3 separate regions of the Mus musculus genome follow, and all the other regions are linked to region 1. A link is a loop called in an ENCODE intact Hi-C map of the cell type or tissue named here. Cell type or tissue: heart. All regions are shown on one strand.

The links. A loop is a pair of places that touch in the nucleus more often than their neighbours do. Peaks named below come from ENCODE experiments on the same cell type or tissue, not always from the same donor. Only the 100,000 strongest peaks of a DNase experiment are listed, where the experiment ranks them.
Region 2: it touches region 1 in a loop (4-fold over the local background); 16 of 42 quality-filtered maps call a loop at or near these places.
Region 3: it touches region 1 in a loop (10-fold over the local background); 6 of 42 quality-filtered maps call a loop at or near these places.

Annotation. Positions count from the first base shown.
Region 1 is chr13:93,851,125-93,859,124 of GRCm38, forward strand. All of the region lies in intron 4 of Arsb (arylsulfatase B), which reads left to right. Among named protein-coding and RNA genes, the nearest start is that of Mir5624, 64 kb to the left of the region's middle. In heart, CTCF peaks have their summits at 4,628 and 4,827; DNase peaks (open chromatin) are centred at 1,507 and 4,907; H3K4me3 peaks cover 532 bases; H3K27ac peaks cover 895 bases.
Region 2 is chr13:94,056,745-94,064,744 of GRCm38, forward strand. Lhfpl2 (lipoma HMGIC fusion partner-like 2) reads left to right here and starts at 1,052. Exons shown (of 4, transcript NM_172589.2): 1 at 1,052-1,162. In heart, CTCF peaks have their summits at 3,290 (motif pointing left) and 6,637; DNase peaks (open chromatin) are centred at 867, 1,207, 6,177 and 7,987; H3K4me3 peaks cover 3,267 bases; H3K27ac peaks cover 3,101 bases.
Region 3 is chr13:94,200,744-94,208,743 of GRCm38, forward strand. Scamp1 (secretory carrier membrane protein 1) reads right to left here. Exons shown (of 9, transcript NM_029153.1): 8 at 7,393-7,510; 9 at 690-3,420. The coding sequence ends at 3,256. Among named protein-coding and RNA genes, the nearest start is that of Scamp1, 81 kb to the right of the region's middle. In heart, a CTCF peak has its summit at 4,722 (motif pointing left); a DNase peak (open chromatin) is centred at 5,532.

The DNA of each region.
Region 1 (8,000 bases):
TTTTCCTTTGGCCTTGGAGCAAGAGTCATCTGCACATCTAAAGACAATCTTTTTCTTGCACTCAGCATCTCAAATTTTTAACCAGACTGCTTCATGTTTGGGCTTATGGAGTTTTTTTTGTCTACCATTGAGTGTTTCCTCCTCTGTTCTTCGGACAGAAGTGCTGGCCAGTTCTTATAATGTTTGTCTGCCTGTCCTGATGCTGGACACCAACCACCAGTGGGATCCTTTAGCATCTGGCAAAGCTTCAGAGAAGGGCTCCGGGGAAATGGAACTGCCCGGGAAGTGGAACTGCCGGGCCCCTTAGTTCAGGTCTCACTGACTTTTCTAAGTCTCTAAAGAGAGTCAGGAAGATGCTGATATTAAGAGTGCTAGTTAACAGCAACTCTGCAGGTTTTGACACATGTAACTAATATTGCATATTTGGAAATACAAAAGCAAAATAGCCAATGCTTACCTAAACGGAATATTCTAGCTTTCTCTGATTTAGCAATCTCCGAGACTCACTGGCCTCTGCATTTTCCCTACCACATATGTAGTAATACATCTATTATTTTGAACCACAAGTCTCTTTTCCTGTCTGTTCATAGGATTTTCAGTTACTTGCTGCTGTCCTGAGCTTGCCAAACCTTCGAGTGCTTCTGCAGTAATTAGCTTATTGTTTCTCAGTTTGGTATTACTGAAAGACTAAGCTGCAGACTCGTGGAGAATTACCTGACCGTCAAGAATGGTTTTTAGGTTTGGGAGAGGAGTTAAATGATTGGTCAGTAAACACTAACACTCCCGAGGGGCCCCCAGATGTAGTTTGCCTGCAAGTTTGTAAAAAGGATAAAAAAAATTTTTTTTAAATAAAGAATTTAAAGTTGAGCATTTTCTGTAAGAGCAAACTATAAGAAAGACAGAAGATTTTACAGGTTTTATTTTTGTTTTTGTTTTTTCTAGAATACATACTTGGTCCTTCTGCTTAGTATAATAGCCACTCGGTCCTTCTGAACTGCTTCTCAGAGGACCTGGAGAACAAAGATTAAGCGTAGCATTGTTATTAAGCGTAGCATCGTTATGCTTTCGGAGAGCAGGCCGCATGCCTCCCTTTGTGCTGATCTTACAGCTTCATCTGAGGAGCTCCCAAACCTGTGCACACCCAAGCTTTAAATTACGAAAAAGTTATCTGCGCCCAGAGTGTTGTAAATTAGAACACTTTTCCGGTTCCCAGTCCCCTCATGACTTTCAGAGAGCAAGTGTTTTCAGTCTTTCAACAGACTTTTGTATCTTTTTGCCCTTAGTACATTTCAAAGAAGAGATAAGAATCTCAGCGGTCTCTCAGTATTCCAAGCAATAGACATCCCTGCCGTCAGAATGAGGAAGTTGCTCTATTTCCGCACTTACAATCCTTCTTGTGAATCCCACAGCCCTGGTTTGGCCTTTCCTCAAATCCATCTTTCTTTATCTCAGCTCTCTGGTGGCCGAGTCAGTTATTTGGTGAATGGCTGCCAAATCACTCACCTTCCCAGCATCCTCTTGGAGCCGCTCAGCAGGATCCTCCCTCGCTGGTTGCTGTCAGGATGGAGGCTGAGGCGGGTGTCCAGGGAGGCCAGCGTCTCTGGCACTTATCTTCCTTGAGTAAAGAAACCACCACAAACCCCTAGAGAGCCTCAGATGAACATCTGGATAAATATTCAGTTTCTGATGCTTCATTTGAATCTCGGGCCGTCCTTACTAAATCACACTGAACTTCATTTAAACCCATGCAAATAGAAAAAGTTCCTGAGTTTTCCCCAATAACAACAAAACCCACCATAATTCAGTCCACTCTTCCGCTTTCAAAAACTTGCTCTCAGTGTAGCATGTGATCTAGCAGGGCTCTAAGCATGGTGCCTGGGAATATAGCTCCAACATCCGGGTTTACCCGGGCCTTAATGCCTGGGTAGTGCTTCCGTGTCAGACATCATGTTAAGGTGGGTTTTGTTATCTTTGCTTTCCAGGCTCAGGGATAAAATATCCTGCCCAGATTCACAGCCCTTGCCTTGAAAGTGTTTCAGTGAAATTAACGAAGTGGAAGTGAAAACAGGTGATCACAGTCACAAAATGGCTAGGTAGATCTTGTTCACACCTAGCCATCATTCTGCTCCTGATTTCTTATGAATCTAAGTCAGAGGAGGGCTGAGGACAGGGTTCAGTGACAGAGCACTTGCCTCACATGTAGGAGACAATCAGTTACACACACACACACACACACACACACACACACACACACACACACACACACCACATACAAAAAAAGGAAAAGGAAGAAAGATAGATAATTAGTCTTTGACTAAAAAGGTCTTGATATTATGTCAAGAACCCATATAATTGAAAAAGGCCCTTGTTCTGCCTGCTCCTTGTGTCTGAGCTGTCTGCTTTGTAATGGCCATGTGACTGCCCTTCTGGTTTCAGGTTTTGTTTTGTTTTGTTTTGTTTTTTAAGATTTATTTGGGGGCTGTCAGAGCCATGAAGCTGGGGTTACAGGCAGTTGTGAGCTGCCTTACAAGGATCCCGAAAACCAAACCTGGGTCCCCTGCAGAAGTAGCGAGTACTGTTGATCACCCAGCCATCTCTCCAACAGTCTGATTTCATCTCTTTTGACAGGTCAGGTTACTGCTTACAAAGGAAGAAGGGATCTTGTCTCTTTGTCTTACTTATACCATGAGAGGAGGAATTTGTATGTCTCATACACAGGCTGCCATGTTCTAATCTAGGGGGGCTCTGCCACATGGCAGAACTGAAAATGGGTTTGCTAAGCTGCAATCTGGAGAGCCTCTTCCAGACCAGGGTTTTCCAAAGTGCTCTTCTGCAGCCCCCGTGACGCTCGGCATGACTGAGCAGGTACCCAGGGGACAAGCTATTCTTGTATTTGCAGGTTTGATACTTGCTCAAACCCTCACTGGGGCCCGATACCTCACTTGATAGTCATCTGTCTATTAGAGTAGCATCCTCTTTCTGTAAGGTCAAGGTCAGGCAATGGCTGGGCAGGGCCTTAGAGAGCCGTGTAGTGTCCAGCGTCAATTCTCAGAGTCTTCACTCGCTATTTGGAGTTGGTGGCCTTTTCTTCATGTATTTGTTCTTTTTCTGTGAGCAGGTCCTCTGTGAGGTCTTGCAAACACAAACAATAAACTTCCTTCTTAGCCCTGAGGAAAGAGGCATAAGGAGGAAAAAGCCACAAAGAGCCAATAAAGAAGATGGAGAAAAGGGTGTGGCCTGGAGAGGTTTGGGGTACTAAGTGCCAGGTTCACAAGAGGTCTGACGTTTAGGCCTTAAGGTTTGAGTCCAGCGGACATGAAGGAGGATGTGCTTATGTGAGGAAACCGGTTTATGCGAGTTAGCCTGAAAGGTCATGGTGTATTCTAACAGTGGGAGAGCTTAGTTGTGCGTGACCGAAGCGTAAGCACTCATAGGCTTGGGTGCCCACAGAGCAGGCTGAGGCCATGCGTGTAAAGGATTCTTTCTGTCAGCAGGGTTGAAGTCTCAGCTTTCCTGTGATGGGCAGTCAACTGGGCCTTTAAACATACATGAGTTTGGATCTTTAAAAAACCACCCCTGGTGGCAACTGGATGAAACCTGCTTAGCCCAGGAGCCCAGGAGGGGGACAAGCTTACCCCAGGCAGGTGGCAAGTCCACGTCCAGCCCAGGCAGAGGTGCTTGAACGTGGCCAGACAAATGTGCATTTGAGCATCCGGCTTGATGGCTACGTTCTCAGACTATCTTAGTGCAAGGATATTGAATTTCCCTAGACCTTTAGATAACACTAAGACACAGATTAATTCTCTATTTTGCATTTAGTAATGTAGAAAATGAATCCAAAAGAGTCGGCTATCAACCAGCAGGTACAGCTCTGGGACAAAGAGCCTCCCCACCCCACCTCCCTTTGCAGAACGGTGTTTCTCTACATTTACCCACCACACCCCCAAGGTTGCCCCTTGTAGAGAAGCCTGGTGAGAGGGTGAAGAAGGACACTTTGCTTTTTGGATCAGCGGGAGGAGGAGGTCTTGGGGAAGCCTGGGCTACACAGCAAAGCCACTGGACTGTCTGGGGGAGGGAGGTCCTGAGAATCAATGTTGTCATGGCTCCATTTTAATTTTTATCAGCTGGATACAGATGAGGTGTCAGTTTCATAGACTTGATGTTTTTGCTCAGATTTTTGGCTAACTGATGCTTTTCCATGGTTTCTGACAGTTATTTTTATTTGATAATGAATAATAAAGTGAGATTTGCAGTCTACATCTGACAGCATTTGTTTTATTTTGACAGTTCTTTTCTAGACAGCAAAGGTTTTATAATTAGGTTTTGTGTCTGCCAAAATGTTGCTGAAAGGAAAAAAAAAAAAAAGAACATTTCTCTGGAAAAAAAAGTTTCATAGTTTCCAGCCTGCAAAGCTGGAACCATCTTATTTTGATTTGGAAGCTTTTGCAAAAGTCAGTCAGGAAATTAAACCAAATTTTCTTTTGAAAATGAATTCTTATCAGGAGAAAATTAACCCTGGCTATGTAGAGATTTAGGAGGGAGAATTAGAAGGGGTATGCTTGAAGTATGGTATTTCAATAGTCCTTGTAAAAATCTTCATCTGGATGGATATAGGAAACTCCCTTTTCTACTGTTTTATGAGAGCACATGCATTCTTGCAGTGTAGAGGTGCCACCCCCAGGGGGCGCTGAAGCCTACACCACTCCACCACCCCCACCCCCACCACCCCACCCCCCCCCCCCCAGCACATATGGAAGAATCAGGTGGAAATCATAGGTGTGGCAATTGACAATACTTTCTGCTTAAAGCACTCTTGAAAAGCTGACAGAGGAAGCCATGTTGCTGACCGGAGCTAGGGAGGCTTATCATTGCTAATGGCAGAAACAGCGTGGCGCGATAATCACAGAAACAGTCCTACTACTCACTGCCTTGGCCCCTGGCCGACTGGTGCGAGTTCCTGCAGTAGCGGCAGTGGCCGGATTCGATTTACAATGTTTTCCTCTCTGACTCACTCCTTCAGACTACTTACGATCAGATAGATCAGATCCCAGACACAGCCGCCCTTGTCCCCACCACCTCTGATCTCCACCGCTACCACCATCCAGTACTTTCCATTGAGCACAAGTATGTGGGACCGATAACCACATAGTAACTAGTATTTCAAAGAACGGTGTCTGCTTAAAAAAGAGACAACAGCCTCGTCTGTGGTACTGTGGCACTTCTGTTTACAGCGTGTAGACAGCTGAGCAAAACAGGATCTGTGCTGCCCCAGCCATTCGTGGCACCAGGTTATAAGTATTCCCTTCTTGATCATTTTTTAAAAATAGTTTATTTCTTGAGCTTATAGTATAAGTACATCATTTCTCCCCTCCCTTTCCTCACTCCAAACTCTTCCTTATACCCCTCCTCGCTCTCGCAAATTCATGGCCTCCTTTTTCATTATGTTTTATGCATATATGTATATACATATATACTCTTAAATATATAAATACACTTCCAGTCTGTATAGTGTTGTTTGTATGTATGTTTTGGGGGATGATCACTTAGGGTTTGATAGCCAGCTGGGGTCCTCTTCACTGAAGAAGTCTATTTCTCCCACTCTCAGTACTCCTCGGCTTCGAGTGTATTGTTGAGCACATGTGGGGCTCCTTCTTTGAAGTGTTGATGTATTGGCTATAGAGTCTGACACTCTGAGTATTGAAGGTGATTTGGAATGTGTGTTTTATAAACTTGCATGAGTGATTGAACCTTGAGTTTGGGGTTGGGAGAAAATGCAATACGGGATGCATAGAGGTGGGTAAGGGGTTCAGTGCCCTGACAGCTTTTATAGAGGCCTGGGGCTTGGTTTCAGGAATTCACATAGCACCTGACTACTGCTTATAACTCCAGCTCCCAGAGACCCAGTGCTACCTTCTGACCTCTGCAGGCACCTGCACACATGTGCACATGAACTCACAGAAGAACACACACATAAATATTGAAAGAAATCAATGGAGTTTAAAGAAAAAGTCATATACACCTTTGATATCAAATTATGAGATCCATTGTCACCAGGCACATGCAGAAGAGATCTTACCTTCATCTAGCCTAACCTAAGACCCCTCTACACTCTTCTCTGTGAAGCAAAGAAAGGAGCATGTGTCAGAGACTGCATGAGAAGCCTCTGTGATAATGGATCCTAAACATCTTTTATAATAGCAATAAAAGAGGCCCCTGGAAGTGACTCTCCTCCCTCTGTCTCATGGGAGGAGTGCATTAGCTCTGCTAGGCTGATGATGTTGCTTATACCTTGCTTAGGGAAATGAAGCTCTTTTAAAAGCCCACACTACACTAGGAATGTCAGGCCCTGGCACTATAAGGCAGAGACTGGAGCTCAGAAGTCCTCACTAGATGCCTAGCTTTTCCATTCTCAGCTACTTCCTCCTCCTTCTCCTCCTCCTCCTCTATCCTCTTCTTCCTCCTCTTCTTCTTCCTCCTCTTCTTCCTCTTCCTCCTCCTCTTCTTCCTCTTCCTCCTCCTCTTCTTCATCCTCTTCTTCCTCTTCCTCCTCCTCCTCTTCTTATTCCTCCTCTTCCTTCTCCTCTTCTTCCTCCCCCTCTTCCTCCTCTTCTTCCTCCTCCTCTTCTTCCTCTTCCTCCTCCTCTTCTTATTCTTCCTCTTCCTCCTCCTCTTCTTCCTCCTCCTCTTCCTCCTTCTCCTCCTCTTTCTCCTCTTCCTCCTCTTCTCCATTTCACAAGATCATTATAATCTAGACTTTTGGAAATAGCTGTGGATATGATAATAGTCACAACTATTTATTGAACACTCAGGAATTAGGAGCCTTGGCAAAAATAATCCTAAATGGTATAATGCTGTGGGAAATAAAATAAAAAATAAAGAACTCAGCAAGCTCCTGCTCTTGTTCCGGGCACCTCTCTACCTTGATGGTCTGGCTGGCCATGCACTGGTGGGCAATGGCTGACCTGTTTTTACCTCTGACTCAGAGCTCCAAAATCTTTCCATCCAGCTCTCTAGGTTCCCATAGATGGGTGGTTACCACACCAGCCCCATGCTTCAAAGCCCTGTGACCTTTGTTGCACCTCAGGCAAACCCACACTTTGCCACTGTCCCTTTCTCTCTTGAACCCAGATGAGCCTCTGCATGAAGGAAAATGGAACACAATCGCTGGGTGCAACAACTAAAATCCTAACTTGTAAGCCTTATTAAATTTAAATCAGGTGGCAAATCCCAATGGATCCACCTTTGAAACTGGGAGACACTCATAATTACATCTTGTCCTCATGCTATCCCTGTCCAAAGAGGACCTAACTCTCTCCTGCTTCCTCTTTTCCTCTGTCCAACCTAGAAGTCCCTCCTATTTGCCCAGTGACTGGCTCCTGTATTTATTAGATGATTGGTTCATAAGAACAGCACCAGTCATATCCACAAAAGTATAATTTTATTCTAACCTTAAAACAGGAGGAAGAAATTATAGTCTTCACAAGGAAGATGGAGAAACTGAGGTAGCATGCTGTCCCTGGTCACCCAGTAGTGAGTAGCTGCCCTTAGCTGTCAGTTATGTCTCTGTCTAATCTTAGGCTTTGGAATCTTGTGAAATCCAAGTGGTACCTGATGTTGAGTTAGTACTTAAACGTTTTGAGTTATTGTTTTCCATAGACACCCTGTGCTGTATTATAGAGTCCTCTGTATTCAATGCTTAGGGCTCTGTTTCAGTCCACTATGTCCACCATGGTCTGAAAAATAGTAAGTGGAAACTTACAAAATAAATAGCTTCCAAATTTTTGTTTTTGTTTTTGTTTTTTTTCAAGACAGGGTTTCTCTGTATAGCCCTGGCTGTCCTGGAACTCACTTTGTAGACCAGGCTGGCCTCGAACTCAGAAATCCGCCTGCCTCTGCCTCCCAAGTGCTGGGATTAAAGGCGTGTGCCACCACGCCCGGCAGCTTCCAAGTTTTAAACTGCACTTCCTTCTGCATGGAAACTTGTAGTGCAATGCAGTCTT
Region 2 (8,000 bases), 210 kb after region 1:
TATGGTTTTCAATAGTGGAGTTGCAAAGAAATCAAGAATTTGTTTTGTTTTTTTAATTTTCCTGGCAAAATGCCTCAGATACCCTCTCACCCAGGAAGTGGTGTTCTAGAGCCATTAAGCTTGTAAGGCCGTGCAGATAGGTGCCGTGCCCACGGGTTTCAAAAGCAGGAGGGGGCCATTGAAACTGACAAACCCAAATGGATTTGGAAATAGTGGGTCAAGTGCAAAGACTTCAAGAGCAAAGAGCACATGCAAGCTGCTAGGGAAGGCCGGGAGGGAGGGGTGGGGGGGGTGGGTGTGCTTCGGTGGATAGACAAGTGTCTGAGAGTTTGGAGGCTGAAGCAAATTTGACAGGGGGTGGGGGTTGGAGACAAAGGAAGGTGATCTTAGCTGGGTTCTGTCCTAACACAATGAATTCAGACAATTCAGCCCCTGGCTATTTGACTCTGTCCTTTGCTCTGGCCCTGGGGGCGGTGGTGAGAGGAGTTGGTGGGTCTCCTCTCTGGATCCCTTTCCCGCTGGCTAAACCGCCTTTGATATCTGTGGTATCTATTGGAAAGTGTATCTTCAGTGCCTGGGGGATGTGTCTGGACCCAAGCATCCAAGCTCTGTGAAAGTTTGCAGTTTCCCGAAGTAGAAATCAGGACCTGTAAACTTGTGCCTCCAGCCTCTGCTTTAAAAGCACCGCAGACCACTCTCCACCCTGCGGTTTTCCTGGGCCACGGACCGACTTTCTTCCCGCCCGCCCCGCCGGCTCTGGTCCACGATAGGCACTGGGACAGCGTGAGGAGAGAACCCCGCAGGGCTCCGGGACCCCTTCTCAGGGATCGCGCGCGTCGCCCACACTCTCCCGGGCCCTGTAGGACCCTCCCCCCCGGAGGCCGGGCTTCGCCGACCCCTCCCCGAGCGGCGGCCGGAGGCGGGGATGCTGAGTGGCAGCGGCCGGCCTGGGCTGCGAGGTTCGGCCGCCTCCTCCCGCTGCGCCCGCCCCTCGGCCTCCGCCCCGGCGCCGCCGACCCTCGTCTGCTCCCGCCCTCGCCCCTGCGGGTCCGCCGGGGCCAGATCGAGGCTGCAGCGAGGAGGCGGCACAGAGAGCCCGGCTGGGGAAGGCTGCACGCGCCCGGGCCAGAGCGGGGCGTTAGGAGCCGGCTGCCCCGGCCAGGTAGGTGCTGCGCGGGGAGCCCGGGAGGGGGCCGGTCCCCGACAGTGCACGGGGGCGCGGAGGGACGGGCGGCGGGTGCCGGGGCAGGAAGGATCCGCTGCAGCGCCGGCCCGCCGCAGACGTGGAAGAAGTTGAGCCTGGAAGCGCTTTTTCCCGGGGAGCTGTAGTGGTCCCCTCCAGCCCCGGTCCGTACCGCGTGGGTCTCACCGGCCACAGACCTCAGCTGCATCTCAGACCTGGGCTGCATTTTTTGTGGCCAGTGCAGAGGGGTGAGGGCTGGCGAGGAGGTGGGCGGGGAGTTGGGGAACACCACATCTGGGGTGGATGAAGGACTCAGAGAGATGGGTTTGAATGCAGTCCCTACCCCCACCCGGCCGCACTTCTCTCTCAGTCTATTCGCGGTCGCGTGCTCTCTGAACTGAGAAAAGCAAAAAGAGTTTCTTCAAGTCGGCTCAACTTTTCTGTTAATTCAGGAGGTTCGGGAGTTTGTATGGAAGTAAGGGCAAAAGACTCTCATCCTCGCACCCTACCTCACTCCTGCCCGGGCAGTTTCCTGTACTCTGTGCCATGATTGTTTTTGTGCTTGTAGATTACAGCTGGTGACCTATATGGAAAAGTGGAACCACTGCCGGCGAGTGTGTGTTGGAGCCACAGGGCGGCAAGGTGTGGGGGGCTAAGTCAGAGTTCCTTCGAAGGGACTTTAATTCTCTGAACACTCTTCCTGTCCAGCTCAAAGAGAGGATGGGATAAGGAATAATTTATCTTGCTCTTTCTGATGCTCTTCTAATCATTTTTTTTAAAAACTCCCTTTCAAATTAAGAGATAGAGAACACGCATGCGATGGTTAAATATTTTAAAGACAGGGAAGATGAACATCTCTCTCTGCAATCAGGCTAATAGGGCTAGCCTGTGTTGGAACATCTGATTCTGATGAAATATTTGAAAGGTTTAAAGCAATACCAGACGATGTCATTAAAAAAAAATAGAGTGACCTGCAGTAGGTCATACAGAGCAGTGTGGCCTGTGGTCTGTGACAGCATTTTATAGCGGGAGGTGGAGCACTGTAAGCTTAAAGAGAAGAGGGTGGGAAAGGGGGCTGCTCATTTGTCTTGAACCAGTCTAGTTAGGAAGAGTGATTACACTGCAAATGAACATTTGTGAATATAATTTGAGTCATGATACATGAACCAGCCATTTGTCTGAAGGAAAAAAAGGATCTTTGTAGATGAGAGCAAAGCAGTGCCTTATGGGGGAAAAATAAGCATACCGTTTATCCATGTGCGCAACTCAGAATTGACAGCACCTGCTAACAACAGAGGCATGGGCTTAGAGATTTGGCTGCAAGCAAGGTTGAACAAGGCAGGGAGAAAAGTCTACAGCAGGAGATAGTTACAAAAGAATGGATAGAAAACTTCAGGTGTGTGTGTGTACACACACACTGCAAAAAAAAAAAAAAGTCTTCATTTTCTATATATCTTTACTGCAAAGAATTGCCAACACAGGAGGATTAAAATGTAGGAGAGTCCTGGGGCTGGAGAGATGACTCAGTGGTTAAGAGCACTTGCTGAGGTCCCATGACCCAAATCAGACAGCTCCCAACTGGATCAGTGCCTCTGGCTTCCACAGGCGTTTGCACTGTGGACATACCCAGGTGCAAGCACACAACTAGACATAATTAAAAATAAATCTTAAAAAGCTTTTCAGGAGACTCAGATTTAGTCTGTTGGGTCCCCATTGTGTGAAGCCTATGTGAATGTTAGCAAGCTCCGTTCTAGCTCTCCGCTGCGGTCTCTGTGTCTACCTAGTGGGGGCTGGAACTGTGGCTCTGGTGTTATGAGCTCTTGTTGCTCTCTCATGAGGACTGGGGTTCTAAGCCCAGCATCCATCTCAGATGGCTCACAAATGCCTAGGACTCCAGCTCTGAGGGATCCCATGCTCTCTTCTGGCCTTCTCAGGCACTTGTGCATGCATGTGTGCCTACACTTAGTCACACACACAAATAATAAAATTAAATCTCGGAGGTTGCTCTGCAGTCGATAGTGCTTACTACTCTTCTGGGGAGACTGGAGTTTGCCACCACCTGCCTGCAACTCAGGCTCTTTGGGATCAGATGCCCTCTTCTGGCCTCGTCTGGCACTGCACTCACATTCAGGAACTCATACACTGAACAAGTGTACACAAAATTAAAAATAAAATTAATAATAAAATATTTTTAAAAATTGAAAATGGTTGTGAGGGTTCACGTGAGCGTCTCCGGAAGGTTAACTGGTGTCTTTGTTCGGATTTGGGATGGTTCCCCCACACACGAAATGCTCAGAAAACATTAAGGATTGCCAGCACTCTTAAGTTCCCAGGGTAAAAGGGACTCAAGAGTAACTGATTCTCCCACTGAGTGTCTGAGTTGAGCCTTGCCTCTGACAGTCAACATCTAGAAGTTCCCACTCTTAAAAACCTTTTAATGGTTGATGTGATACACACTGCCCAAGAATGCTAAAGTCAATGTTAGAGTCAAAGCTCACTAGTCTTAGAAAGATACAAGTAATCTGTAAGTGCCTAATTCCAGAATTCATTCCATAAAACAAACAAACAAACAACTCCCCCAACCAAACAAATAAAAAAAATCAGCCTTAAAGTACACCTTTATTCAGGTGTATAGACACCAGAGGACAAAGTGAACAGACATCCCTAACTAAACAGTGAACAGAGGAACTGTGCCTGTGGGCTCCTCCTGTCTTCCCCCCAACCCCGTGTGTGTGTGTGTGTGTGTGTGTGTGTGTGTGTTACAGTGCCAGCTTACTCATCTGCCCACTCATTTATCCCGTCATTCAGCAGATGTCTTTAAAGATTCTCTTGTAGGACAGGCTCTGAAGTCAGTCACATTCCGATTTCAGAGTTCTGTGGCACCAGGGTAGGCAGGGGGATGAAGCAGCCAGCCAGTGCCATATAGTGCAAGCATCCTGGCAGCACGGGAGTGGGGTGAAGAGAACCTGGGAGATGACGATCTCGCTACCTGTCTATCTCCCAGGTGGGCTTTCCCTGCATAGAATCCTTGGGGACTGGGGACCCTCTCAGAGGGAGCACTTATGAGGACCCTGTTTGGAGACAGATGACAAAAGGCAGTTTTTGAGTTGAGTTCTCTTGGAATGAAAATTGAATTTTGGCCTTCCAGAGAGATGTGCAGCCTAGGATTTGGCTGCAGAGACGGGAAGAGACGTTGGATTTCTACAGAGATGCCAAAAGAGTGTGCAACACAATAGTGTCACGTGGCTACAGGCTACAACCTCCCTCCCTTGCCTGGCCAGTTAGAGCAAAGTGAGCAAAGACTTGCTTAACAAAACAAAGTTCTTGATCAGGTAACTGTACCCTGTGTTGCTCCTTCTAATTGTGGGAGTATGTCAACTCATTCATCCATCCATCCATTCATCCATCCATCCATCCATCCATCAGGTAATATCTTTGTAGTGCTGCAGGTCATTTGTGTCCTTGTGACTGAAGCTTTTGAAATTTTCTCTCCTTTCAACAAACCCAAGTGGGAATAATTAAGCCCCTGACCCTTGACCTCAGCAGCCAAGCTCATACTGATGCTATCCGGCAGACTTGATAGAATCTGTTACTTTGAACTGGAATCCGTGTCATACACAGAATGGCGTTGAGCATGTGTGGGAGAGAGGATGTATAACTAACGGAATGGATTCTGAGTCTGCACACACGTGTTTTAGATGTTGCACATGCGTGTTGTAGATGTTTGCATTTTCCTGTCTTCGGATGTTGAAGCCACACACCCTTGAAGAAGGGTTTCATTGAGGTCCTGAGTGGGGGTCCTGCTCTGAGGTTAGTAAATAACCTTATGAGAGCTCGTCTCTTTTATTCTGAGGACACAATGAGGAAATCGTGTGTATTTCTTTAGAGCACCTAGTCTATAGTATTTGTTAATAGCAGCCTGACAGTCTTACACACACACACACACACACACACACACGCGCACACGAGTGTGTGCATACTGACCTATTGACCTTCACTAGCTAAGAGTGTGAGTTAGTTTTGTGCATGTCTACACCACACTGAACATAATTTAAAAGGTGTGTTATCTGTATGTTTTCTTAGTTTAACCTTAAACCATGGGGTCAAGAGAAATACCTGGGTTCTGCTTTGTGGTTTGGCTGGCCAGAAAGGTGACCTTTCTGTGTTTTTACTCTTCTACATGTGGGTTTGCTCTGACTTTGATTGAATACCACATCTTATTGACTAGGTTGTTTTTATTGACACTGATAAAATATTTCTGTGAAACTTAAAGAGGATTTTTAGAGCTGTTTACTTAGGGGTGAGCTTGTTAGGTTTAACAAGACTTTTAAAAAAAGCTTCATATGGTTTATAAAGTAATATAGGCTAACCTTGGGTTATGGTTATAACAGTTAAATGAAAAACATTGGGTATTTTATACCACTCCCGAGGAATAATATTCAACATTATTGAGGTAACGGTAGCAGCACATACATACAGTTCTTATACTTTGTTCCTAAGGAGAATTTCAGCTAGGCATAACCAGACTGCAGCTTCGTGGATTGGCTAATACGTGGAAGTCGTGTGCCCCAGTCCTCTGTTAGTGGGCTGGGTGTGGATTGCTGCAGGCACCTGTTGCAGATGTGTAGGCACCTGTTGCAGATGTGTGTGTGTGTGTGTGTGTGTGTGTGTGTGTGTGTGTGCTTCAGCCCCGCCTGTTCTGCACACCTGTTCTCCTCCACATTTTCTGCTTTCCTTACCGGCAGTGGAGGGGAACACACTTATCAACGCCCTGGCCCCTCGCCCCGTGCCCCGCCCCTCACCCACATGCCCCGCCCCCTTGTGGGCTGGTGTTGCTTTCTGGCCTTGGGGGGAGGTGTGGATAGGAGGGTTTTGCTGTTAATTTAAATCTCCTCCGTTTGTGGAACCTTTGAAAGTGTGCCAAGTTGACCCCATGACTGCTCGCTGGATCTCAGGCATGCCGTGTGACTTGGGCACAAATGTGGCTGCCCTCAGTGCTCTGGAGTTAAGCTGAGTTCAGCGGGCCTGATGAATCATTGTCGGTCTGTGTAACCAGTTTGGCACCTCACCTCCCTCGCCCCCCTCGCCCCACTGGGTTGGTAGGATAGAGACTCCGGAGTTTTAACTGGCTATCGTGGTATTTCTGTCTAATTGACAAAAAGCCCTGCCATAAGTACTTTTGGGGCAAGTTAGGGATTTGGGGGTGGGGAAGTGGGGGTGAGTTGGAATTGCAGTTTTCAGCGGAGGGTTCTGAAATAGCTTTCGCAACAAGCTTCCCACATGCCTGGAAAGTTTAGAGGGGTTCCTTTTCCTCTGCTGATTGTATTGTTCAGTGTTTTCTTTCTTTCCTGCGGAGCTGGCCTGTCAGGGGCACCTGGAGTTCAGGCTTCCTTTTTTTGGGGGGCAGGCCACATTGGGCTGAGTGTGCAATTGTTTCCCAGCACTACAGGGGCAGCAGCGAGCCAGGTGGTTGAGGAAGGCCCTGACTGCCTTGGCAGGAGCCTGCCCTCTGATCTGCGGATCAGTGAGGCCAAAACAACTTCTTAAAAAGTTGGGTTTTCCCACCCTCTGGCCCATCGTGATCAAGATTTAGGAACTGAACAATCATGCGTTGGGTCGGAGAGCAATGTTTTGTATGTATATAAAATAACTGCCGTCTGTATACTAAACACACCACGCACTCTGGAGGAACACGGCTCCCGACTTTGAAAATCATTTCAAATCATGGCCTTTCCATTGGACAGGCCAACAAACAGTCGGTCCTGGAAGATGACTCCACCCAGTGAGGCCCATCATAGGATGCTCATGACCTCATCCTTCCTTGCAGGCTTCCCCTGAAGTGGGCTCCTCGTTTACTGGCTATGTGGATCTGCACTGTGGTGGGCATGGCAGACATACTTACAAGGGCTCTGTAAGTCAGTTTTCATCTAGACCTTATTGATTAAGTAGGTATGCCTGGGGTGACTGGTCTGTTCATGTGGGTTTTCCCAGTTTACCCATAGGTCCGTCCTTTTTCTCTCAGTTGGTGCAGGAAGGGCTTCGTCAGAAGAAACAAACCTGGTGTGTGGAATACTTAAATCTGTGATATATATAGCCAAGAAGAACTGTTGGTGCGGACAATAGGGACAAAGAGGCCACAGTTATTAAATAATAATGCAAATGCTTGTGATAGTAGGAAGCAGTGACGGGTTCTGTGTATACCTTGTGTGCCTGGCGGGCCAGCGCTGGTTAGGACAGCTGAGTCACACTACTGTGGCAGGACAGCTTTGGCAAGGAGACGTATGGGCTCTAAGAAAATGCTAGTCTCATCAGTGGGCACCATTATTAACATATCAGTGAAGTTTCTCTGGATGAAAGCATTAAGGAACACATTTTGAATTTTCACCAAGTTAGCTTCCTTTCAGTTTAGATACATATATTTCATTTTTAAAAATCCCTGCCAGTGGGTTATGACCTAAATGCACTGTATTCATGGTATGAAAGTGCCAAAAAAAAGGTGAAATTTAAAAAATCTTGACCATGAGACTTTCCATTTCATCTCGTAAATCTTCAGTTCTCTCAGTTTGGCTTGTCCAGCCAGTGCTGATAATTGGTCTGACCTGGTCATCTTTCAAGTCTTTCTTCCCTCGGGCTTGTGTGTGTTTTTCCTTGGTGAGTTTTGCTCATTGGTCTTTTGAGGCCTTCACTGGTGCTGCCTAGCTGTCCTTGTCATTCCACTGAAGTCCTCTTAGTGACCCAGGGGACATCAGCCTTCCCGCGCAGGCAGCCTGAGGGCAGAGGGCTGAAGTCTCTGCCAAGATACAGAGGAAGCTAATCA
Region 3 (8,000 bases), 350 kb after region 1:
ACGAGTCAGCCGTCAGCATCAGCGTGTCAGGATGGGCACAGTGACACACAGCAGTGCTGCCAACAGACCTGCAGGGACCACTGTCAGACAGCTCACATCCCTCAGTATAAACCGCATCCACAAGATCACAGGATGTCCCTACGTGTCAAAATCCAAACTCACTTTTTAAAATGAAAAAAATGGAAAATACTGTTTCTTATTTCAATTCAACATGTATTTCTCAAAATAAGATCCGCTGTGAACATGACTTGACGTTAAACTTTTCATCACTGTTAGTCACCAGGTAAGAAATCCAGTAGACAACAGAACACCCCTCTGTGTGTACAGCAGCAGCGGAAGCTGGCGCAGGAAATCGCATGGGTTTAGTTACCAGTACGATGCTGGCATGAAGAAAATCCTAAGCCAAAAATGTAATGAACTTGTAGGTAATCTTGCCTACCTCACAAGAGTCCCAGCATTTGATGTGTAGGGCTCACTGTCAAGCACCTATCAAGGTCTAATGCAATGGGAAAGCTGTTGGATTGTATTGCTGAGGGTTTTACACTAACTCTTTTATACTATATTTAGCATGTGATAAAACAGTACAAAGATTGGTTTTAATAAAAGTCAAATAAGTATCTGTATTAAAGCTACAAGTATAATTTGTGCCTCAACTGCTAATACAGTATTTAAAATTATACAAACAAACATCCAGTAAACATTATTTTATTTTATGACACTCTGCATTAATACAATAAATATACAAAACTTCCAAACCACTGAAAACATGCAACATGAGAGGGCCACATGGAGGGCGTTTACACAGAACCGTGACATACCACAGGGGCAGCGCAGTAGTACACGCACCTACACAATACACAAACATCCCTAGAGCAATGAACCGAGCCCCAAATCACAAATCACCAAGCAATCGTTTCCAGTGATCAGACCCGAGTTTTAAATAAAACAGTCACCATTTAACATCGCCAACTAAGACGTGACATGGATGCCTGTCCTCGTGCAGCTCGTCTCATGGCTGCAGTAACATTGGGATTGAATAGAAGACGTCAACAGGCTTTCACCAAATCACAGTGCACTGCTGACAGACTGCTGCTGAGAGGACAGCAGGTAAGGGCTTCGAGCCGCTCCCACCTGACCCAGCCACAGACACCACCATGGCTGTAAAGCTCCTTTGTGTTTTCAAACAACATAATCTCTTTCAAACGTGTATGAATCCAAACAATTGGATTGAAAACAGCATTTTCCTTGTTCATACGCAAAAACATAATGTGAGTTATAACTATTCTTTTCCATTTAATAATACCACCTCTGGGGACCTCCACATAATGGACAGGGAACATTCCCAATTTTGAAAATAAAAAACTATTAGCATTTTGTGAATCTCTGATGTGTCTCTTATTTGTACATCAGAGAAGAATAAGCCTGGATTTAGAATATAAGTACTGGTGTTTCTGTGAACTCTTACACCCTTAGTGACCTCAGTGTCCATCAAACCACACTGGATGAAGCACAGTCGCTCAGCAGCCACACATGAGCAGGTGAGAACGAAGGGGAATCCTACTCATGGGGACTCAAAACACAACTCCAAAGTCATACTCTGAATTCTACCTTTTCCTCAATCAAAGAAACATTTTTGGACTATTGTACTTAGTAAATTCCCAAGCAAATCTAGCATGGCCCTGCATGGGCAGATGTATAATCCAATACCACAGACCTCAAGGAACTGCACCCCAGCTCTGCACAGAGTCCCCGACTGCAGCCTTGGGGACAGGGTACAGTGGCTCAGCCACTCACTTCAGCTCATTTTTAAAGGATATCCTGTCTTTGACAGCCCATCTTTGTTTAAAGTCAACTTGGGTAAGTTGCAGCCTATCTATCATTTTGCAATCTAAACTAGTGAGACTTCCAAACTACAACAGTCTGCCTTACAAATGTTCTTGAGACAGCTAATCAGCATTAAAAATGATTAAAAGTCTCAACCCACATCAGTTTGTGCTGCACCATAACAATGTAAATTGGATGTTACCAATAATGAATATATTACTTGAGCTTTCTCTCCATTGCTTGGTGCAATGTTTCACATGGATTTAGTCTGTCTTAAAAGTAAAAGACAGGTACATTAAGAAATCAAGCATATTAGAATCACAAGGGTCTTTTATTTTTAATGTAACTAAAAGTGAGAGGCTAAAAGAAAAATCCCTTAAATACTGTGTGTTCTTTTTATTCAAGGGTTAGGCTAGCCTTAATACCTGTGTCAAAATCAATCTCTCTCTCTCTCTCTCTCTCACACACACACACAAAAACAAACACACACACACACACACACACACACAGCTGCCAAACACAAATCCTAGTTCAATTAAAAAGATAAGACAGAAGAATATATCAAAGTTTTCATACAGTAAAACTTTACTATATGAATACTAAAAATTAAGAGGGAAAAGAAATTATCACTATATTCTATTGCATCAATTCACTACCCTCTCTTTGGATAATGCACTGCACATTATATTAAAGTCTTTATACTCCAGTAAATTTTTACTTAAAAGAAACTATTACAGAAAATCATTTCTGATTCTATAAAGAGCCCCAGATCCTACAACTATAAGCAGTACAGAACCCAAAATACTAATTCATTTCACTTAAGAGACGTGGTGCCCATGCAAGATCAGAGATTGTTATCAAAATAATCAACTAGTCTAAAAATAAAATAAAGGAAGGTAAAATATACATTATCTACTACAGAGCACACAGGCTCTTCTCTGGTGACTGAACCTCATATAAAGCAAGCCAATTTAAAAACACCCAAACTTTTGCTGACCTTGTTCCTTCGTTATTAATAGAGGGGGGAAAAGAAAGAAACATGGTGTCATGTCCAATGTATAGTCTGAATCTCTACTGACTCCTGGAAGAACTTCTGTGGTTACTATCGAGCGCTTTTTAAATCTTAAGTCACATACTCATTTCAGTGTGTCACCACTGAAATAATCTGAGGAACACCATCCCCCAAAAATATGGAGAATATTTATTTAGCAGGTGATAGTTTTCTTCTGTGCAGAGCATGGAAATATTAAGAAACTATTAGGCAAAGTAATAAGACAAGGAAGTTTCTCTGGTTTTTAGACCATGCACATGTGGATTGGAAATACCCATGCTTTTGTGTATTGTGTGTTTCCAACAAAAAATATCTGTAGAATACAGTAACTGGAGAAAAAGATACAGTCCTAAGGAAACAGAGAACTGCTTCCAGGCTCGCTACATCTGGTTACCCTTGAAGGCGTTCTGCGCCGCGCTGGTTGCTGCGGTTGAGGCGGCGTTTGCAGCCGCTGTCTGAACAGTTTTATTGGACATCACTCCCGTTGCAAACTCTTGCTGGGCCTTCTCAAAACTAGCACCTGTTGTGCGGTACAGTCCATGCACCTGAGGAGGCAGAACCAAGGCGAGATGGTGAGATGCGATCCACACATTTGCTCAAACCACCCTGCCGTGTGCGAGGACCAGGCAGAGGTCAGAGGGGAGGTGGGGGGAACAGAAAAGAAAACCCATGAAATCAGCTTTTTACCCTAGGTCCAAAATAAACACAGGAGATGGCCATAGTGGGATTAACGGCGACACAGCGCCTTCAAAGACAGTAGCTGCCCTGTTCGGTCGAAGCAGACCAGGTTAGTCTATGCACTGGAGTACCTCCCCACGCAATGGTGTCGGACACCAACTTAACTGGTTAGCGGGACTCCCTCAGCACTATTCTGAATCATACGCTTCCAACCCCACACTCCTTACAAATGAAAACTACAGCTGAAGACCAGACATTTCAGGAAGTCTTCAAACAGTTAAAACACCTAGATTATCTTGGTTCTTAAAATGAACTAACTTCAAAACTTCTTTTGAAATACAAAAAGCCATTAGTAACTAGTGTACTAATGTGGGCATGAATATTTATGGGCAAGTTCCCAAATCCCATAGAAGACATAATGGAACCCAGGTTCTTCAGGGAATCCAACCTGTACTGCCTTCTTCTCACTTCAATGTTATGCTGTCCCAACTCTTAGTGATTGATTACTCAAAGGGAGATGTTCAGAGCTCCTGACAGCTCTCTGTGGCTCATTCCTGTCTTACTAACTGGCTCCTTTAGAACATCTACCACTTTTGCCCTGAAACACTATCCAGTACTTTGATAGTTCACTGTAGAAACAGAACAAACACAATAAGAAACAACTGATAGAAAATCAAACCTATTTGTGAAAGCTAAGGATTTCTGTCTATGAAGAAGCTCAGGAGATATAAATTCTTTCAACAGTTGGGCAGCGCAGGCTTAAACAACAATACCATGGCAGAAACCAAGGGACAATGAGCGTCCAACCCAACGATAACCTGGTCTAACTCGGGTAACCTGGGTTATCTCAGCTGTGAGATCTCAGAATGAGACTGAATCCTCAAAAGTACATTTACATCATCACAACAAACCAAGACTGCACAGCATGTCTAGAGGGGTGTGTGTGTGTGTGAGAGAGAGGGGGGGAGGGGAGAGGAGAGGAGAGGAGAGAGAGAGAGAAAGAGAGAGAGAGAGAGAGAGAGAGAGAGAGAGAGAGAGAGAGAGAGAGAGAGAGAAGAGAAGAACCGCCTGGCAACGCCTCTAGTCCAGAGCTGGGACTATGCAGACCTTCCTGAGGGCACGAACCGCCCATGAAGAGACTGACCCCTAGTGGTGACACGTTAGAGCTACATACTCCCTACAAGGGGGTCTGTGTGTTTATTTTTGATAATTTATTATTAATTTTTAAGTCAGTGTTGAAGAATCAGTACTCGGATCTCAGTTTACATCAGAGGTAGAAAAGACAAGAGGATTGATGGTTGCTTCAAATTATAATTTAGTTTATATTGCCATGTGTCATATCTCAGCATACCATATAAAAACATCATCTCATCTGACATCCTTAACTTCACAGGTAAGAGTGAGACAGTACCAGCTAACAGTGGATACGTGAGAGAGTCAACCAGTAACCTAATTTTGCATCTCAGATTTAAATTAGTTAAATCTAATTATTAACAGAGTATGCACTAAAATAGAGAATAGACACAATGCTGATAAATACTGTGACTTTATTGGGGAAATGATATTTATTCTGAATGCCTGACATGTGGATATAAGCTCAGTTATACAACTATCCCTTTCATGGAAAAGCAAAAACAGAAGGGGAGAAGAGTCCCTGAGCCTGCTCAGGACTGCCCGGCGTGCAGTCACTGAGTCACTGAGGAGTGAGCTCCCGGTGTCTTTCCTGTAGAACTGCTCTGGGGTGCTCTGCCCCTAGGCCTCTTCTGGCTCTATACCCCTATGTGCTCACTCAGGCTTCACTCACCTCAAGAAGCCAAAACTTCCCAGTCTGAAAACCCAGCCTAGATCTCTTTGCTTGCTTCTCCTTCTCTGTCTAGACGTCTACGGAGCTTATTCACACACATGGTCTACCAGTACTTGAAACCCCACGCCCCAGCCATGGCATCACCCTGACTCCAAACCTGCTCTTTTGATTTGTGCGTGTTGGGGGCGTGCCATCGAGCACCTGCGGAGGTCAGAGGGTAACATGCAGGAGCTGGTCCTCTCCTTCAACCACGTGGTTCCTGGGTCAGACCCAAGTGGTGTGCTTGGCACTTTTACCCACTGAGCCGTCTCATCAGCCCCAAACCTGTTCTTGCTAATGGCCATCCCCTAAGCCAAATGGCCTAGAGAAACCCAACAAGAATGAAGCCTGGCCTCTCTCATAGTGGGAGGAGTCAACTCAGGCTTCCAAGCCCTACCCCCTGCCCACAAATCCTCTATCTACTTCAGGATTACGTCCAAGCTTGTCATGTCTACCCAATCACTCTGTTCCCTAAAACACTTCAGTGAACTACACATTTTTAAAGATTAGAACTTCTTAACAAGGTGTCCTAGTTTTCACAACCCTGCAGGATCTGAGGATGCAGTTGTGTCCAGGCTCCTGTCCACCCCCCACCACGGATCCCTGGGACTTTCTCAGCCCATGCACCACCTCCTCCCGTCCATGCTTAGCCTTCTGTTACCCCTGCATTTGCTACACTGTATCCTCACCTGTCCTGTATGTCCTGACTGCTTCCTTCCCCCTTTCTGATTCCCTTATGTAGGCCGTCAGTCATCAGTGTCTCTCAGCTAAGGCTTTCTCTTGGCACGTTAGCAGCAACCTGCATTCCCCACTACTCTGAAGTTGGGAAACAGGAGGAGGACCTGAGTCCAGGCTTGAGGCTTAGATAACCACAGCAGTACAGGAGGGAAATACAGGGAGCTGGCGGAATTGAGACTTCCCAGCGCCGAGGGTCAGCAGCCCCTGTGCTTGGTACACAAGGTTCAGAGCTTCTGAAAGAAATGAGGCAGCGACTCCAGAAACTCAGGCAGGAGTGCAGGCGAGCCCACAGGCTCCCAGGACGTGAGACACGAGTGGACACTCAGCAGATTCCAAGAGAAAAGCCCTTCAATAGTGGCCAGGGTTACTTCTATATGTACTCCTTGTACACCTTATAAAACTACCAGTTAGTGTAAAGAAAACCATGAAGGAAAGCTAATGCTTAAATAATTCAATGTCTTTAAATTTTAAATATGAACAAAACCAAGTACCTGATGCAATAAATCTACCTGTATTTACTCATCGAGCTAATAAGCTTCATCTTGGAAAAGTACATATTGATAAAAGCACACATTCAGGAGCCTCTTCTGAAATGCTGGCCCCAAAGCTGTCCCTGATTTCTGAATACTCGCATATAAAGCCTGAGATGTCCTGGATGGGAGACAAGCCTAAACATGAAACTCATGTATTGTTTATAATATTGTATATACATACTTCTGTGTACTTTATACATTTTAATGTATTTGCCTTAGATAATTATAATCATAATCTCCCTTGTGAGGTCAGGTAGGGAACTTTCCTCTTATAGTACCAAGTCCATAAGCAAAAAGTTTGTTTTTTTCTTTCTTTCTTTCTTTTTTTTTTTTTAGTTTTTCAAGACAGGGTTTCTCTGTATATCCCTGGCTGTCCTGAGACTCACTTTGTAGACCAGGCTGGCCTCAAACTCAGAAATCTGCCTGTCTCTGCCTCCCGAGTGCTGGGATTAAAGGTGTGCGCCACCACTGCCCGGCGCAAAAAGTTTCTTATTGTTGAACATTTTGGGTTCTGGATTTTCAAGTCAGGGATGTTTTCATTGTTATGTCAATCATAAAATATGATACAATTTTTAAATGCGTCTGTAAACAACCATAAATCATAATCTTTGGAGAGCAAACATGCAACTCCAGAAATGAGCCAGAGTCCCACGGTCTAACAGCAGCAGGCTGGAGGGGCCTTCCCCAGGGCCACTGTGCTGTGTCCGGAGTTGGCTCCCACTTACTTTTTTAAACATGACGAGCGAGATGACCGCGGACGCTGTGAAGAGCGCTGCGATGATTATCATCATGATCCCGACTGGAATGTTCTTGTTGAGACCAGTGAGGGACGAGATCCAACCACTAAAGGACAGCAGACATGTCGTCAGGCAAACGAGTCAGTGCGACTCTCAAGGCAACAACAGGACACCCAGGCAGCACTGTGACACCAGGCAACATCAGCATTCTTCATACGTGATAACTTCTCGAGGCCTCCCATGAGACAATGCTTATTTTACAGATAAGACCCACACTGGGACCTGCAGTGCCGGGTCCCACAGCTAAGAAGCACCAGTCTGTGTCTGCAAGCAAAACACACTCCTGAGCCCCGGAGCTCCCAAATGACTGTATTCTTTAATATACTATGTCACGTACACACACATACATGTATACACACACACACACACATGTATACGCACACACACATGCACACACACCCCCCATCAGACTGGCTAAGATAAAAGACAGTAACACCACTCACTCACAGATCACAAGATCTGGACCAAAATCTCTCACAACTGTTAGAGGGAATATAAAATAGTATGGCTTCTCTAGAAAGTTTGTCAATTTCTTT